Regions from separate parts of the Homo sapiens genome. Here region 2 is linked to region 1. The links are chromatin loops, found by intact Hi-C in ENCODE. Cell type or tissue: Calu3. All regions are shown on one strand. Links, peaks and the distances in the headings refer to the core of each region. The heading gives the core; the rest is flanking DNA.

Region 1 (5,387 bases), core at 315-5,314:
AGATCCGCTGTTAGTCTGATGGGCTTCCCTTTGAGGGTAACCCGACCTTTCTCTCTGGCTGCCCTTAACATTTTTTCCTTCATTTCAACTTTGGTGAATCTGACAATTATGTGTCTTGGAGTTGCTCCTCTCGAGGAGTATCTTTGTGGCGTTCTCTGTATTTCCTGAATCTGAACGTTGGCCTGCCTTGCTAGATTGGGGAAGTTCTCCTGGATAATATCCTGCAGAGTGTTTTCCAACTTGGTTCCATTCTCCGCATCACTTTCAGGTACACCAATCAGACGTAGATTTGGTCTTTTCACATAGTCCCATATTTCTTGGAGGCTTTGCTCATTTCTTTTTATTCTTTTTTCTCTAAACTTCCCTTCTCGCTTCATTTCATTCATTTCATCTTCCATTGCTGATACCCTTTCTTCCAGTTGATCGCATCGGCTCCTGAGGCTTCTGCATTCTTCACGTAGTTCTCGAGCCTTGGTTTTCAGCTCCATCAGCTCCTTTAAGCACTTCTCTGTATTGGTTATTCTAGTTATACATTCTTCTAAATTTTTTTCAAAGTTTTCAACTTCTTTGCCTTTGGTTTGAATGTCCTCCCGTAGCTCAGAGTAATTTGATCATCTGAAGCCTTCTTCTCTCAGCTCGTCAAAGTCATTCTCCATCCAGCTTTGTTCTGTTGCTGGTGAGGAACTGCGTTCCTTTGGAGGAGGAGAGGCGTTCTGCGTTTTAGAGTTTCCAGTTTTTCTGTTCTGTTTTTTCCCCATCTTTGTGGTTTTATCTACTTTTGGTCTTTGATGATGGTGATGTACAGATGGGTTTTCAGTGTGGATGTCCTTTCTGTTTGTTAGTTTTCCTTCTAACAGACAGGACCCTCAGCTGCAGGTCTGTTGGAATACCCTGCCGTGTGAGGTGTCAGTGTGCCCCTGCTGGGGGGTGCCTCCCAGTTAGGCTGCTCGGGGGTCAGGGGTCAGGGACCCGCTTGAGGAGGCAGTCTGCCCGTTCTCAGATCTGCAGCTGCGTGCTGGGAGAACCACTGCTCTCTTCAAAGCTGTCAGACAGGGACAGCAGAGGTTACTGCTGTCTTTTTGTTTGTCTGTGCCCTGCCCCCAGAGGTGGAGCCTACAGAGGCAGGCAGGCCTCCTTGAGCTGTGGTGGGCTCCGCCCAGTTGGAGCTTCCCGGCTTCTTTGTTTACCTAAGCAAGCCTGGGCAATGGCGGGCGCCCCTCCCCCAGCCTCGCTGGCGCCTTGCAGTTTGATCTCAGACTGCTGTGCTAGCAATCAGCGAGACTCTGTGGGCGTAGGACCCTCCGAGCCAGGTGTGGGATATAGTCTCGTGGTGCGCCATTTCCTAAGCCCGTCGGAAAAGCGCAGTATTCGGGCGGGAGTGACCCGATTTTCCAGGTGCATCCGTCACCCCTTTCTTTGACTCGGAAAGGAAACTCCCTGACCCCTTGCGCTTCCCAGGTGAGGCAATGCCTCGCCCTGCTTCGGCTCGCGCACGGTGCACGCACCCACTGGCCTGCGCCCACTGTCTGGCACTCCCTAGTGAGATGAACCCGGTACCTCAGATGGAAATGCAGAAATCACCCGTCTTCTGCGTCGCTCACGCTGGGAGCTGTAGGCCGGAGCTGTTCCTATTCGGCCATCTTGGCTCCTCCCTCCTCTATTGTTATCTATTTCACTGAAGATTTTTTTCCTTCCTAACTTGCATCATATTATTGATTTAAGTTTGACTTCACCTTTGTCTGGTGCCTCCTTGATTAGCTTAATAGTTGACCTCCTGAATTCTTTTTCTGGCAACTTAGAGATTTCTTCTTGGTTTGGATCCATTGCTGGTGAGCCAGTGTGATCTTTTGGGGGCATTAAAGAACCTTGTATTGTCATATTACCAGAATTGTTTTTCTAGTTTCTTCTCATTTGGTAGACTATGTCAGAGGGAAGATCTGGGGTGAAAGAGCTGCTGGTCAGTAAAACATGGAACGCTTCATGAATTTGTGTGTCATCCTTGCACATGGGCCATGCTAATGCAGCACACATCAAATGACTTTAGTAGACTGTTATCTTGCTGATGGTATGAAAGCAATGGCAGAAAAAAATCCTACAGATATTAGTTTATATGAAAACTGCTGCCAAAAGGTATTGAAGGAGTAGTCATTGAATCCTACATAGACAATAAGAAGATGATAATTTTTCAGAGTTGAGGCACTGTGGGTGAAAGGAGATAAGGGCCCAGAAACTCACTTGCTTGATCTTCTCTTTTGACTGTCATAAATAACCTCTGAGATGTCTCCACAGAGGCCAGTTTAATAACCAGTAATTAGGGTAAAAAGCAGAGAACAAGGGATCAGAACTGAGTTATAATTCTGGTGTAGCCAGTTGTGTGACCTAGCACAAGTCACTTAGTCTTTTGGGGTCTCAGCTTCTTACTATGTAAGTTAAGAGTATTGACATAGGTATTCTCAACAGCACTTCTCACTTCTGTCATTTCTTGGCAGTTTTAGAGAAATTCCCCAAAATATTTAGATCCACGTTTTCAGCTAGTTCCTGTTAACCCCGTTACCCTCCCAGTGCTTGGCATGGTCAGGGAATGTAATAAATCGCCTGCTTTTAAAAAGCTCTGGACATCCATCTGAGTCCTGTTTTCAAGGAAATTGTAGGCTTACTTTTTTATAAAGAGAGATATTCCAGCAGAGTCATGGCCTCCTTTTCCCTTGTAACCCTGTTGATGGCAATGCCAACTTCCATCAAATTCTCTTTGGCTTTGGTAATGAGATATAGATGTTGGGGGGAAATGACTAATGAGAAAAGGGATCTGGATTTGACTTTGCCTTGGAGGAAATTGCATTTATGTAATTGAATTCACTATAAAGACAGACCTGTGAGTTGCAGAAGGCTGAAACACAATTGACTACTTACATACAAGTTTGAAAACTCACAAAATACGCTTATATATTATTTATGGATACATATAAATGGAACAAACATAGAAAACATGTACTGGATGGCTTTATGTCAGACTTTTTAGTGCTTGCCTCTAGAGAAAGTAGAAGACATGGGACTGTGAAGGGGAATTAGGAAGCTTCTCCTTAATATGGGTAAAGTTTTCAGTTTTTTAAAGACCCATAGTGATTGTAACAAAATTTATACACGTATTAATTTGTGTGGTGTGCAGATGTCAAGGTTATATTAATCTCAATTTCTATTTTTTTTAAACTTAAAAAAAGTAAAATTGTATTTAAAAGTACTTTCAAGAGCTGAGCTGAACTGGAGAAGCTGAGCTGCTAGATGTCAGAGTAACTGGTTAAGGCAACAAGCCGAAATGGAAGAAACAGTCAAGCCCTTCATCACTTAGTATAAGCAAGAGGCTGAACTGAAGAAAGTGCTGTCTTCCCTGCTGTTCCATTTTTCCCCATGGGATGGCACCATGCACAAGGGTCAGATGGGTCAACACAGGCATGGGGAATGTCTCACTGCAGTGGGAGCCCTGAACAAAAGGCTCCTGAAGTCCTGTGGATCCAGGGGTTGGGAGAAGGGCTAGAAATGGAAGAGTACTGAGTCAGAGTGAAGAAAACATCTTTAAGGTCCTCTGTGTGGAAGAACTCTTGGATGGCTTGGATGGAGACAGCTCTGCTAGGAATGCGACATGAGTAAGAGCATGGCTAGCCAGGGAGCCTGAGTCCTTGACTGCAGCCCCCTCTAGCAACTGCAGTACATCAAGACTGTGCACCAGGTGGGGAGGACAGAGTTCCCGTAAAAGGTTTGCCAGGTAAAGTTTTTATAATTGCCTGTGGTTGGGCCTGAAAAATCAGACATAGGTTTTGGTCAGTAGCTGGACTCCTCGAATTCTAATGTTTTTCTGCTACAGAAAGCTGTGTAGCTGAGAAATAGACAATTTAATCAAAATATTTGGAGACTTCGGTACCCTACTTTTTGTAATGAATAGAACACCTAAACAGAAGATCAACAAGGAAACAGTATAAACCAACTAGACCTAGCAGACATCTGTAGAATACTCCTCTAAGATCAGGAATCACACAATGATTTATACTGTTACAACTTCTATTCAACATTGTGCTGGAGATTCTAGCCACAGCAATTAGGCAAGAAAATGAAGAAGAAGAAAAAAAAGGCTTTTACTTTAGAAAGGAAGAAGTAAAACTGTCTCTATTTGCAGATGAAACGATCTTATAGAGAGAAAACTCTAAGGAATGCACAAAAAAAAGATCTTTAGAACTAATAAGTTCAGCAAAGTTGCAGAATACGAGATCAGAATATAAAAGCAATTTAATTTTCTTATACCAGCAATGAACAATCCTAAAATGAAATTAATGAAACAATTCCATTAGAAAAAGAATAAAATATTTACAAATCTAATAAAAGAAGTGCAAGACTATACAATGAAAACTACAAAACATCATTAAAAGGCGTTCAAGAACTACATAAATGGAACTCATGGATTAGAAAACTGAATAGGTTAGCAGTACTCCCCAGATTGATCCACAGATCCAGTGCAAGCCTATGAAAACCCAGCTATCTTTTTGTTAAAATTTCCAAGCTCGTTCTAAAATGTATATGGACACGCAAGGGGCCCAGAATATCTAAAATAATTTCAAAAAGCAGAACAAAATTGGAAGACTCATACTCCCTTACTTCCACCAAACTTACTACAAAGCTGTGCTGATCAAGATAATGTGGTACTGAGATAAGACAGACATGAAGATCAATGGAATAAAATTTAGAGAGTTCCAAAATACATCTTTCCATTTGTGGTCAATTGATAAGCATGTGAAGAATGTTCAATGGGGAAAGAATAGTCTTTTGAATAAATGATGCTAGAAGAACTGGATATCCATAAGCAGAATAATGAGTTGGATCCCTAGTTCATACCACATATAAAATTTAACTCAAAACAGCTCAGAGTCCTAAATGGAAGAGCCAAAACTGTAGAACTTTTAGAAGGAAACATAGATATAAATTTTTATGACCTTGGGGTAAGCAATGGTTTCTTAGATATGACACCAAAATCACAAGTGACAAAAGATGAAATACATAGTTGATCTTTATCAAAGTCAAAAACTATGTTGCAAGTTATACTACCAAGAAAGTTAAAAGAAAGCACACAGAATAAGAGACAATATTTGTATGTCATATGTCTGATAAGGGACTTATATCCAGAATATTACAACTCAATAATAAAAAGACAATTCACCCAACTAAATAGACAAAGGATCTGAATAGACAGTTCTCTGGAGAATATATACAGATAGCCAATAAGCATATGAAAAGATGATCAGCATCATTTCTCATTAGGGAAATGCAAATCAAAACCACAATGTGATAACACTTCACACCCACAAGGATGGCTGTAATAAAAAAGATAGATAAAAAAGATA
Region 2 (5,387 bases), core at 198-5,197, 190 kb after region 1:
TCCACCAACATCAGCCTCCCGAAGTGCTGAGATTATAGGCATAAGCCACCGTGCCCAGCCCAAATATAGTTCAATCTACTCTTAGGTAAGGGAAAGACACCAAACACAGACAGACTGGATGACAATAAGGAGGCTCTGTGCTGCCTCTAGATAAGTCACTGATAAAAGCTTGGTTTCAGGGTTTCTAGGTCTTCTTTCATCTACACTCTGCTTGTCATAGCACTCATAGTGCACTCACTGTATTAGTCTGGTCTCACACTGCTAATAAAGACATACCCAAGACTGAGTAATTTACAAAGAAAAGAAGTTTAATTGACTCACAGTTCCATGTGGCTGGGGAGGCCTCACAATCATGGTGGAAGAGCAAGGGACGTCTTGCATGGCAGCAGGAAAGAGAGCGCTTATGCGGGGGAACTCCCCTTTATAAAATCATCAGATCTCGTGAGATTTATTCACTATTACAAGAGCAGCATGGGAAAAACCTGTCCTGGTGATTCAATTACCTCCCACCTGGTCTCTCCCACAACACGTGGGGATTACTACAATTCAAGGTGAGATTTGAGTGGGGATGTAGAGCAAAACCATATCACTCACATTTCAATAGTACCCAGACTATGTCTGTTTCCCTCCATGACTAAAAACTCTAACCTTCCATTGTGAGGCAAACAGTCAAAATGAAGGAGATACGCAAAGTTTCCCACTTTACTTCCTTAGGGACAGAAAACTCTGACGTAGATAAGTGTTGTCCTAAAACCTCTCCACCTTAATTTCCTCATCTATAAAAAGAGTGGATATCCTGGATGATTCTAAAATTGTATTAATTAGTAGGATTGGAAACTCAAATCTACTTATGACTCTAGAGAAAATTATTTAACATATGCTTCCCAGGGAAATATTAAATTAAAATCATGGCTACATAATGACTAAATACCAAATGAGGATATCTATCAATAAAAAGAAAGGCAATTAGCAACATAATCAATCGACATACTGTTTATGTTTTATTATGAACATGAACCAGTTCCTTAAGTCAATTACTGCCTGCATTATTTTGCTAGGGCTGCCATAACAAAGCACTGCAAACTGTATGCTTAACAGCAGAAATGCATTGTCTCATAGTCCTGGAGATCAAGGCATTGGCAGGGTTGGTTCCTTCTGAAGATGTTAGGAAAGAATCTGTTTTCGACCTCTCTCCTAGCTTCTGGTAGTTCCCTGGCTTGCGGCTGAATAACATGTCATTCTCCCTGGGTGCATTTCTGTGTCCAAATTTCCCCTTTTTATAAGAACACCAGTCACATTGGATTAAGAGCCCACCCTACTCCAGCATGACCTCATCTAACTAATTACATCTGCAATGACCCTATTTCCAAATAAGGTCACCATTTGAGGTACTGGAAGTTAGGACCTCAACATATGAATTTAGCAGGGGACACATATAAACCTATAACACCACCTGTCAGTGGATTAAAAAAAATAATGAGAACATTTAAGTCTCTCACTGTATCAGTCTGTTCTCACATTGCTCTAAAGAAATACCTGAAACTGGGTAATTTATAAAGAAAAGAGGTTTCATTGGCTCCCAGTTCCACAGGCTGTACAGGAAGCATGGTGCTGGCATCTGCTTAGCTTCTGAGGAGGCCTCAGGAAACTTATGATCACAGCAGAAGGTCAAAGGGAAGCAGTCACGTCTTACATGGCAGGAGCAGGGCGAGACAGAGTGGGGGGAAGGTGCCGCACACGTTTCAACAACAAGGTATCCTGAGAACTCACCATCATGAGAATAGCACCAAGGGGACGGTACTAAAGTATTCATGAGAAATTCACCCCCCTGATCCAATCACCTCCCACCGGGACCCACCTCCGACACTGGGGATTACAATTTGACATGAGATTTTGTGGGGACACAGATCCAAACCACATCACTCATCCTGTCCATTTTAAAATAGAGACTCAGTCAACATGTACCTACACAGTAGCCTCCTCCTCTGTCCACAGTTTCACTGTTCATGGTTTCTGTTACCCACAGTCAACTGCGGTCCAAAAATATATAAGTAGAGTACAATATGATATTTTGAGAGAGACAACACATTCATATACATGTTATCACAGTATATTGTTATAATCGTTCTATTTTATTATTAGCTATGGTTGTTAATTTCTTATTGTGCCTAATTTGTAAATTAAACTTTATCATAAGTATGCATGTATAAGAGAAAAACATACAGTAGTATATATAGCATACTATAGTCATGTATATGGCATTCAGCATTATCCATGGTTTCAGGCATCCACTAGTGGGCTTGGCACATACCACCGTCAGATAAGGGGGGATTACTATATTTTCTGTAATGTTACTCTTAATCAGTAATTAAATCAAAAGCATTTTTTAAAAAGAAAACTTTCTAAGTCAACTAAAGAAAAACTCTTGTTCTCCTGTATGTCTTCTTCTATATGTCATCATAAAAATTTGCCTCTAGAACCTTTCCAGTCCTTCTAGCCTATCTGTTTTTGCCCCTCCAACTCAAGTATACGTGATGTTTAGAGGTTATTTCCAGAATGTTTTCCACTTAAGAGATCCTTGAAGCAACAAGTTAGACTGCCTGTAATGATTTGGGTGTCTGCAATGTACCCGCAGGGAAGAGAACCAGTCCTTGTTGGTAGCTCAGAGTAACCCCAATTTCAATGTGTTTGGTAAATGTGATGGAAGTCTCCAAAATTGCAGTCTAGACTCACTCAGCAGTCTCCAGAGCACATGTTTATAACAAAACAAATACAATATTTTTATATTCCTCTTTTATCTTGCAGTAAACATTGACAGGACATACTTTTCTTTCACCCTTCTTCAGTTTTAATTAGCTTTTACAGACCATAATAGAGCTGTAAACACCATGTGACAGCAGTAGCATTTTCCACTCACTTAAGAATTCAAGGCCAGGCATGGTGGCTCACGCCTGTAATCCCAGCACTTTGGGAGGCCAAGGCGAGTGGATCACCTGAGGTCAGGAGTTCTAGACCAGCCTGGACAACATGGTGAAACCCCGTCTCCACTAAAAATACAAAAATTAGCTGGGCATGGTGGCACGTGCCTGAAATCCAGCTACTGGGGAGGCTGAGGCAGGAGAATCGCTTGAACCCAGGAGGCAGAGGTTGCAGTAAGTCCAGATCGCGCCATTGCATTGCACGCCAGCCAGTGCAACAAGAGCGAGATTCTGTCTCAAAAATAAATAAATAAATAAATAAATAAATAATAATTCAAGGTGGCCTCAAAGAATCCCTGCAATTTAGGGAAACCATAGTTTAATATGAACCTTTAAAGGAGAAATATACATTTAGCATTTGGGACTATTACTTGAAGTCTAGTTTGAAGATGTCTACTATTCTGAATGTTTAATAACTGATTTCTTACGGGCATACAATCAATTGAAATATGAAAAGGCCTGTCTAGATGGAAAAAGTATCTTTTAAAGCTGTGGGGACATCTTGTGGCCAATTTTATTAAAGTTTTTTTATTATTTTATTTATTTATTTATTTATTTATTTATTTATTTATTTATTTATTGAGACGGAGTCTAACTCTTGTTGCCCAGGCTGGAGTGCAGTGGCACAATCTCAGCTCACTGCAACCTCTGCCTCCCAGGTTCAAGCGATTCTCCTGCCTCAGCCTCCCAAGTAGCTGGGATTACAGGTACATGCCACCATGCCCGGCTGATTTTGTATTTTTAGTAGAGATGGGGTTTCACCATGTTGTCCAGGCTGTTCTTGAACTCCTGACCTCCAGTAATCCACCCACTTTGGCCTCCCACAGTGCTGTGATTATAGGCGTGAGTCACTGTGTCCAGCCAAGATTCTTTTTAATGAGATAACAGTTGATCCTCCTCCATGTGGGTGCATCCTGCCTCCGTGGATTCAACCAAACATGGGTCAAAAATATTTGAAAAAAAAATTCGCCTGTACTGTTTACATATAGACTTTTTCTTCTTGTCATTATTCCCTAAACAATAAGTATAACCATTACTTACATCGCATTTACATTGTGTTAGGTATTATAAGTAATCTAGAGATGACTTAGAGGATTTGGGAGGATATGCGTAGGTTATGTGCAACACTACATATTTGCAAACATTACTATTTTCCCTTTTGTCTACACACCCACAAATAAACACTTAAAAAGACAACATTTTACAATGGTGTAGAATTTACATTTAAGGGACTTGAGCATCTGTGGATTTGGGTATTCGTGGGAGGTCCTAGAACCCCCCACAGACACCAGAGGATGACTGTATTTTGACTGAACAAATATAGGGAATGCTTACAGTAGGTTAGTATAATTGTGCTATATGCAAGGAGAATAAAGATAAAACACAAGCTGTTTTTTGAGGAAGCAATCAGAATAGAAAGAGCCTAAGCTATTTAATATGGCCAAACCTCATTTTATTTACTTATACAGAAGAAATCCAGGTATCTTCTTTCAAAAAAAAAACAGTTAAAAGTACAGATGTCATGAACACCTGTGGCTTTCACCTGTTTTCCATACAGCCTGCATTCCTTAGTACCCGCGCCTCAGTTTTACTTTAGAGACCAACCAGCACACACTCTGTCCATGTGTTAAGGTGGGACTGCTGGTCAACTCCTTTGGCTCCAGGTCTATCTAATCCATGTATTCCTTTTTTTTTTTTTTTTTTTTTTTTTTTGACGGAGTCTCACTCTGTTGGCCAGGCTGGAGTGCAATGGCGCAATCTTGGCTCACTGCAACCTTCACTCCCTGGGTTGAAGCAATTCTCCTGCCTCAGCCTCACGAGTAGCTGGGATTACAGGCATGCACCACCACACCTGGCTAAGTTTTGTATTTTAGTAGAGACAGGGTTTCACCATGTTGTCCAGGCTGGTCTCAAACCCCCAACCTCAGGTGATCTGCCCTCCTTGGCCTCTGAAAGTGTGGGGATTACAGGCATGAGCCACTGCACCCGGCCAATTTCTTTTATTTAAGCCACCTAGTCTATTGTATTTTTATGGCAGCCTGAGCTAATACACAAGTTCAGAATATAAATACTTTTAGCTGTACATGGAACCACTATTGACCATATATCAGACTTTAAAAGTCTTAATACATTTTAAAAGATTACAATTTTACAGACTATATTCTCCAATAATGGCCCTAAATCAGAAACCAATAAGAAAAGAACATCTAGAAAATGTCCACGTTTCATTTTTTAAAAAGCTAACTGATGTTAAAAAAATTACAGGTGAAATTAGAAAATATTTTGAACTGAATGACAATAGAAAATACAACATAGCAAAATCTGAGGTGCAATGCTTAGAGGGAAGTTTATCACTTTAAATATTTAGAAAAGAAAAAATTTATATCAGTTATATTTCTTCTCAGGATG

Evidence for each region. Hi-C counts contacts between places; a loop is a spot of excess contacts. Peaks named below come from ENCODE experiments on the same cell type or tissue, not always from the same donor. Only the 100,000 strongest peaks of a DNase experiment are listed, where the experiment ranks them.
Region 2: it touches region 1 in a loop (11-fold over the local background); 4 of 110 quality-filtered maps call a loop at or near these places.

What each region holds. Positions count from the first base shown.
Region 1 is chr10:25,519,737-25,525,123 of GRCh38, forward strand. The region is part of intron 5 of GPR158 (G protein-coupled receptor 158); the gene reads left to right. Among named protein-coding and RNA genes, the nearest start is that of LINC00836, 130 kb to the right of the region's middle. In Calu3, for the core only: no CTCF peak of the experiment used is centred there; a DNase peak (open chromatin) is centred at 3,415.
Region 2 is chr10:25,709,913-25,715,299 of GRCh38, forward strand. The region is part of intron 1 of LINC00836 (long intergenic non-protein coding RNA 836); the gene reads left to right. Among named protein-coding and RNA genes, the nearest start is that of LINC00836, 61 kb to the left of the region's middle. In Calu3, for the core only: no CTCF peak of the experiment used is centred there; no DNase peak of the experiment used is centred there.